Linked DNA regions of Homo sapiens: regions 1 and 3 are each linked to region 2. Evidence: read pairs that join two places in POLR2A ChIA-PET (ENCODE). Cell type or tissue: MCF 10A. All regions are shown on one strand.

The links. ChIA-PET counts read pairs that join two places held together with the same protein. Peaks named below come from ENCODE experiments on the same cell type or tissue, not always from the same donor. Only the 100,000 strongest peaks of a DNase experiment are listed, where the experiment ranks them.
Region 1: POLR2A ChIA-PET joins it to region 2 with 16 read pairs; 18 of 35 experiments call an interaction of 5 or more read pairs at or near these places.
Region 3: POLR2A ChIA-PET joins it to region 2 with 10 read pairs; 2 of 35 experiments call an interaction of 5 or more read pairs at or near these places.

Annotation. Positions count from the first base shown.
Region 1 is chr6:156,783,645-156,786,144 of GRCh38, reverse strand. The region is part of intron 1 of ARID1B (AT-rich interaction domain 1B); the gene reads right to left. Among named protein-coding and RNA genes, the nearest start is that of MIR4466, 5.2 kb to the right of the region's middle. In MCF 10A, no CTCF peak of the experiment used is centred here; no DNase peak of the experiment used is centred here.
Region 2 is chr6:156,719,033-156,721,532 of GRCh38, reverse strand. No RefSeq gene overlaps it. Among named protein-coding and RNA genes, the nearest start is that of ARID1B, 57 kb to the left of the region's middle. RefSeq lists silencers at 1-98, 1,219-1,538 and enhancers at 1-244, 549-618. In MCF 10A, no CTCF peak of the experiment used is centred here; DNase peaks (open chromatin) are centred at 32, 392 and 1,442.
Region 3 is chr6:156,616,652-156,619,151 of GRCh38, reverse strand. No RefSeq gene overlaps it. Among named protein-coding and RNA genes, the nearest start is that of ARID1B, 160 kb to the left of the region's middle. In MCF 10A, no CTCF peak of the experiment used is centred here; a DNase peak (open chromatin) is centred at 1,531.

The DNA of each region.
Region 1 (2,500 bases), 65 kb before region 2:
TTTAAGAGACTACAAATGCAAAAGGTGAGGGAAGAAAAGCAAGGGAAAAGTGAGAATGGTAACAGTTCATTTCCACACCCTATTATCTAACCAAGTCCCAGGTTTCTCTCAACAAATACCCTCAACCTTTAAACTTTAGAAAGGTTCCAAAAAGCTGCTTTTCAAAATTTTAATAACATAACTGGCAGTGAAACTACTAACCTTTGTAATACACATCTCCAAAGAGATCCTCAAACTCTATGAGGATTACCCCAAAGTTAGAATTGAGAGGAAGTAATGTACTAATAAAAAACAAAAACAAACAAACAAAAAAACCATTAGCATCCTGATGGAATGTCTGCGGAAGAATTTACTCACAAACTATGAAGTGATAAGATTAATGGTTACAAAAACAAGATTATTTTACTTACAATACACATTAGCAGCTAACAATTTTAAAAGAAAGAGAAAAATATTTTTATTTCAGTTTGAGAAGGAAAAGTTCTGGGGATAGATGATGATGGTGACAGCCACACAACAATGACAATGTACTTAATGCCACTGGAATGTATGCCTAAAAATGGTTCAAATGGTAAGTTGTATGTTATGTACGTATAGCTTACCTCTATTTAAAAAAAAAACCATATATTTAATTTTTTAGCATCCCATTACAAAAAAAGAAAAAATGTAGCATTATGGTCCAGGATTTCTTCTGGATTTCATCAAATATGGCTTCCCTTCCAGAGTCACCTGATAAGGAATGGCTTCTGGTCTAGTTCTCCAGCTCATCATTCATCAAGGCCCAGGAAGACACTGAGAAGTGCACCTTACAGAAGATGGTCAACAGAGGGTGAATCTCCTCCAGATTCTGCTGCCATCTACCTGATTTTAATAATGGAAATAAGAGTAGCTATTCATAAACCAGATAGGCTTAAGATTTTAGGGCTTTAGTCTGGTGCCTGGTAATAAATCTCATCCAAGAAACAAGTTAATTTCATCATTAGTTCATCTGTCAAACTCAGTAGCCTTCTAATATTCTTGGCATTGATCCATACAGATGTGGGTTTGAAAACTGCCTACTGGATCCTATTTAAGTAAGTAAATCTTGCCTGGCAGGATGGTTCACATCTGTAATCCCAGCACTTTGGGAGGCCGAGGAGGGTGGATCACTTGAGGTCAGGAGTTCGAGACCAGCCTGGGCAACATGGCGAAACCCCATCTCTACGAAAAATACAAAAATTAGCCAGGTGTGATGGCGTGCACCTGTAGTCCCAGCTGCTTGCGGGGCTGAGGCAGGAGAATCACTTGAATCTGGGAGGTCAAGGCCACAGTGAGCCAAGATCGCGCCACTGCACTCCAACCTGGGTGGCAAAGTGAGACCCTGTCTCAAAAAGAAAAACAAATAACTAAATGTAAGGAAAGAATTTTCTTAGAATTACTCCAAGTCAAAGATTTTGAAAATAGAACATATTTAGTGAAAACTTACAGTGGAAACACATATTCTACTCTGAAAAAATTCACTCACTCAAAGTGAATTGCTAATTAAAACTATATAGTATATGTCTATCATTCCATTCATTCAGATGTCAGTATAAGGAAAAACAAATGAATACTTAGGACACTCAGGTAATGACTGATACCTAAGTCATTTTATCTTTACCAAATTTCCTGAAGAAAAAGTTGCTAAAGTACACCAAGTTTTTAGATCAGAATTAATTCACTCAATTACCCAATTAAACCAAAAGGGCCATTGAGTCTCATTCAAATAGCCTCCAAGCTAGAGAAAAGATATTTATAATAGTTCTACATCTATGATACAGAAATATATTCTTGGTAGAGGAACAGTTTTGCCTGGTGCCTCTCCCGGACACGACAGGGAACAGGGTTTGGGATTCCTCAGCCTCAAGCAAGCACACACAGCAAGCGTGCGGCACTACTTTACATATCCACAGAGAACCTGCAAAAACCTCCCTCCCATTCAGGAAAGGGCACCTCCGAAAAGGCATGCAACCAAAACCACCCAATCCCAAAAAGGCCTAAGAGGTGGATACGGCCCCTTGAGTAATAACAGCAGTGTAAAATGTCATAAAAATTTTATAACATCCAACTGGAAAACCTAAATATTGCAAAAAAAAAATGGAATTAAGTTTTATTAATATTTTCAGCCTCCATAAATCTGTCATTTTATGCAACACACCACACTTCTATCAAACATAAATATCAATCTCAAATTTACAAATCTACACATACACTCCAAAACAAAAGTGACACGAGTGAAATATCAGTCCCTTTTCCACCCACATGGATCAAAGCACACAACCCCATGAGCTGAGCAGTGTCAGTCCAGTGTAGAGCTGCAAGAAAAGCCTCCAGATTGAGGACACCGGCAAAAAAGCGAATACAGAGTCCTAGGCCAGCACATCCAAAATTTACATCCCCAGTGAGTCTCCAAACGGAGTAGAAAATTTCATGGAACCCTAACAAATGTTCATCAAATCACTCATCTCCTAGGAAAGGGTAG
Region 2 (2,500 bases):
TGGAGGCAACCTTGCAGGATTGCTCCTGAGAGACGCTGGCATATGCCACAGAGGAGGAGAAAGTTCCACAAACAACCCCCGGATCTCTCCACCCAGGTCTCTCTACACCTGGTTTCTCAAGAGCAGATTGCTTAGCCAACCTTAACAATCCCAGAGGAACGCCAGGGCAAGAGGCTGGGTTCCCAGTACCTTTGCCCTAATTTATTGAGGGCTTTAAAAGTAGAAAATAAAACTTTGAACTCAACTCATCTGAAGCTTAATGATTCAGGTGTGCTACTTGCCTTCGGGGGCACCGGAGATCACTGAAGTTAAAGTGACAAAAAAAATTCTGTGAGCTGCAGAACAGAAAAGCGTGTCCAGACCCGACCCAGCTGCTTCTCCTAGCGTATTAACTTGGCAGGAGAAGCACGGAAGTCCCCTGTTCTGCCCTTGTCCTTTTCTAATGGATAGGATTTCCCCTGCTTACGGGCCTCTAATCCTCTCTCCTCTCTGGCCTTCCAGAGTGTGGAGAAAAAGTGCTCTGCTTCAAGAAGAGGGTAGAAAGATGAGGGTGAGAATGGTAGGAAAAGGAGGAAATGAAAATGGCTAGTGAGAAATACTTGGAGAGAAAAATAAAAGTCAAGGGTGAAGTCAGTTCTCATTTACACTTCATTGAAACTTAAGTTCAAATAGCTAGTCCTGCAATGAGCTCATCGACACCACTTTATACAAATATCATAGCCCACATGGGCCTTTTTCCTATCTTACTAGGGAGATATTCACAGCAACCCCATTCAGCTCTGTTAGGATCCACTGTGTTAATTTTTGTGGCAGTGTCCATGTGGTGCTTCTGCGCAGTAGGTGTTGAATGTAGTTCTGAAACTAAGATTCCACTATGACCGACTGCAAAGCAATGTAGTAGTATTTCAGCTTAGATGATATTTAAGGATAAATGTAGCCCTTTTAGTGACAGGGAAAGCTAGGCCTAAAAGGAAGGAGAGATCTTTGGCCTAGCCAAAGGGGAGGTGGGCTGCTGTCCGCACCCTCAAGCGAGAGAAGGTTCCAGGCTTTTCCAGAGTGACCTCTCTCTTCTTCCTGGGGAGGGCTCAGAGCAAGGGTTACCTTTGGATGATTTCTTCTCGCTGAATTCAGCTACTAAGCACTTTGCCTGGAAAGGAAGGGCACCTCTGAGCTATTCCTACCGACGCAGTGTGTGCACGTGTGTGTCTGTGTGCATGTGTGTGGGCGTGTGCATGTGCGTGTGTGTTGCTCCTGACAGGTCCTGAGTGCAGTGCAGAACCACGCAGCGCGCAGCGGGAGGCCTGCAGCCGCTGGGCGTTTTCCCAGGCCGGCCTGCGGCGCGGCCGGCCTCCTGGGCCGGTGCTGGGCGGCTGACACATGCACCAGTTTCGCTGGGTCGGCGCCTCCCCGGGGAGCGGGTGCGGGGCGGGAGAGGTGAGTTGAGCAACAGGGCCCGCCCCGCCCCCGTCCTGGGCCGGCTCTGCGCAGAGGAAGCGTCTGGAACGCCGGCACTGGTGTGTGGCTTTCCCAGGGCGTGTGGTGTGTAAACAAAATTGTTGTCAATCAGGTCGCGTCTTTGAAGGCTCCGAGGGAGCCTGTGAGTTCCAGAAGCCCCGCGGTGGATCCCTGTGTGGACGCAGAGGCTTTTTGCTGGGCGCACACGCACCCCCACCCCCGACAACGTAGATCTTTACTAATTTCAGGGTTTGTGACCTCTCACCTTTAGTCTTTAGTTTCTCTCCTCAGCCCTCCTTTCTGATGATCTTTACCGCCCTGTAACCCTACGTTTCCCAGTCGCCAGAGCTGCTGAGACCGCGTGGCCATGAGGTGGAATTTCCCAGCTTTTTAAACCGGGGCTTTTACCCCCAAGACTGTGGTAGATGGGTCACAGAAAGGACGAGAACGTTCCCAAACCCTCCAGCCTTTGAGACAGAGTGTGTGCTTTAAGAGACGTTAATGGCAGGGCGCGGTGGTTCATGCTTGTAATCCTAGCACTTTGGGAGGCCGAGGTGGGTGAATCACCTCAGGACAGGGGTTCGAGGCCAGCCTGGCCAACATGGCGAAACAACATGGCGAATTTTTAGTCTCTACTAAAAATACAAAAAATTAGCCAGGCCTGGTGGCGGGCACCTGTAATCCCAGCTACTCAGGAGGCTGAGGCAGGAGAATCGCCTGAACCCGGGAGGCGGAGCTCGCAGTGAGCCAAGATCGCACCACACTCCAGGCTGGAGTGTGGAGACAGAGGGAGACTCCGTCTCGGAAAAAAAAAAAAAAAAAAAAAAAGAGAAGTTGATACAAAAAAAAAAAAAACCCAAAAAACAAAAAAACAAAAAAAAAAAACAAAACCAGAGTGTGGATGCCTTGGAACACCCACCTGTGATCCTTGCGGAGCGGGGGTCTTCACCCTGGGGGGTGGACTCTTTGGGGACTGGGTCACCCCTTATTTCTCCGGAAGAGACAAATATATTTCACTGGGGATGAAATGGTTTCTGTACATAAT
Region 3 (2,500 bases), 100 kb after region 2:
GACCTCAGGGTGCGCAGGCAGGGCTGGCTTATAAGGGAGCTATGCTAGAAAACAGCTTGTCTGCTGCTTTTGGTAACAGAACCCCCCTGGAAGGGCTCCAGCATGGGCTTGTGTGAGATCAGATTTCACACTCCAGTGAGTGAACTCCTCAAAGTCCCAGTTAATTTGTATTAAGCACCCAGCTTTCTTTTCCCACTGAACTCCCTTGAGCCCTCTCAACCAATCAAAGAGACGTGGCATGCAAACAAGCCACTTGGAGGGGTTTCTATGACCAATAATCTAAGGCCCAAGCAAACTGGGTTCTGGCCAGCTCTGTACAGAGGCACTCCAAAGCTTATCGGTGGCGAAGCTACGAGAGGAACCGAGACTGTCATCGCTGGGGTCCCTGCAGGACTGCGCTGAGTGCCCTCCAGACCCTTTTAAGGAAAATAAATTTTACCTCTGCTTCTTCTGGTTCTGTTCTCCAGACTGAGCTTAATGAGTAACTCATCGCCACAAAATGGGGTAATTAGAAGCAGGTGATCTGGGATAGTGCCTGGGCTGTGGGTTTTTTGTTTCTCACTTGAGACTGGAAATTAGGAGCCCGGGATTCTTTCCCCACGAATTCTGTGCCACCAGAAAATAATATTTTATTTCCTAGCATCTGAAACGTAGTCGTGCATTAGGACTAATATGTTTGTGATGCTCTCTGAGCAGCCCAGAGCAAGGGGCTACTGTACAAACCCAGCAGCACTCTGTCTGCAGAACAGATGGCTATGGTAGTAAAAATGTAACAAGCTGAAGACACCCTGACTTTGTCGTATTAGATCATGTGTGCTGGTAAATCCTAGGTCTCTATACTACACACTTTAAGAGAAAATTGACTAAATGGCTTCTGAACTTTGTTAAAATAAACACAACAAAATACAAAGGTGCTTGATCTAGCTGCCTTTCTACAAGTGGCTTCCTAACATGAAGTAGCTATTCCTAGAGTCACAAAAAACCGAAGGCTCACACATAGAGAGTCGTACAAGCAAGAGAGGAGTGACATTTCAAGGGGGCGTTCAAGAATAGTTGGAGTGCCTTGGACTCTAGTGAATTTAAAGTTCCCCAGAAGACTTGATCCTTACATTTTCTAGGGAAGGTGATGGCATTGCTTTTCTTTGCAATGTATTCTATGACAGTGTGAATTCTTTGTGGGCAGGCCTTCTACCTTTGTATCATCCTTGCCTGGTTTAGTCCCTGACACACGGTAAGTGTTTAATAAACGCTAGTTGAATGAATATCAAAGTGATTACAATTCCTCCACTAAGTCTGTTCTTCTCATTTATCAACCTTAATATCTTTTCTTGCAAATGGCATACTTACTTCTTTCTTTGAAATTGAGTAGAACGATTCACGTTACTCAATGTAGAGGGTAGGTCTATTACAGCTTCTCTGCCCACAGCTTTTCCTGCTGTAAACGGCCGTGCACCATTAGAATCCGCCACTCCTCCTGGCCTTGGGTGATAAGGGCGGGTGCGTTCCTGACTCTGCCCTGTCTGGGAACTTAAGTCTTGCATGGCTTGGCTCTTTGCCAGTCATTTGGAATTAGGAAATGAGAGAGAGTGCTGCCGGAATGCAGGCCATGTAGACTTTGGTCTGCGGGCGCTGTCTGGGGCCCTGGCACACTAATGATGCACCTAGGAAGCTGGTCTACAGGAAGGAGAGTGGGGCAGTGAGCAGCGGAAGATGGATGGAATGTTGTGTGGCCCTGAGAGGCAGAAAAAGGGACTCAGTTCCCAAGGGCATCAGGAATGCTACCTGCACATGGTTTCTTGGATTCTGAGAGATGTTTCTTGTCCTTAAATTCCTCTCCTTTCTGCTTGAGCTTACCTCGGTGAAGAGCATTCTTCCCACATCCCATTATCTTGTTCTAAAGTGTAAACAAATTCTTATCTTAACCTCTTAAAAAAGTCTGTATGAGCTCCTGGCCACTGATTTGAATGGAAGGAGTCTCTTTCCAAAACTTTCAAGTTTCCTTTGTTCCTTTGCTGTAGCCTTTCCTGTATTCTTGTCCTTCACTTCTGAGTGGGTATCCTGAACAGAACACGATGCTGCTTCTTTAAAAAAATTTTTTGTTTGTTTGTTGTTCAGAGACAGGTTCTTGCTCTGTCACCCAGGCTGGAGTGCAGTGGCGTGAAACATGATGCTTCTAATAAAAGTCTGACAAATGCTGTTGAGAGTGAGAAGAGTACCTCAAAATCCTGACGCACTTATGTGTTGTTTATATTACCCACAGCCAGGATTAAAAAAAATTACTGGATTCTCAAATTAGAAAATATACTTTATTTTCAAATACATAAAAACCATTAAAAAATAATTTTCTCTCTCTATCATCTATCATCTAATTATCTAGTATCTATCCATCTATCTGTCATCTATGTATATATGTAATGTATCTATCTATCTATCATCTGTCTATCATCTATCTATCTATCCATCCAACCCCTTGGTAACTATGCTGTTCTCCATCCTTCTG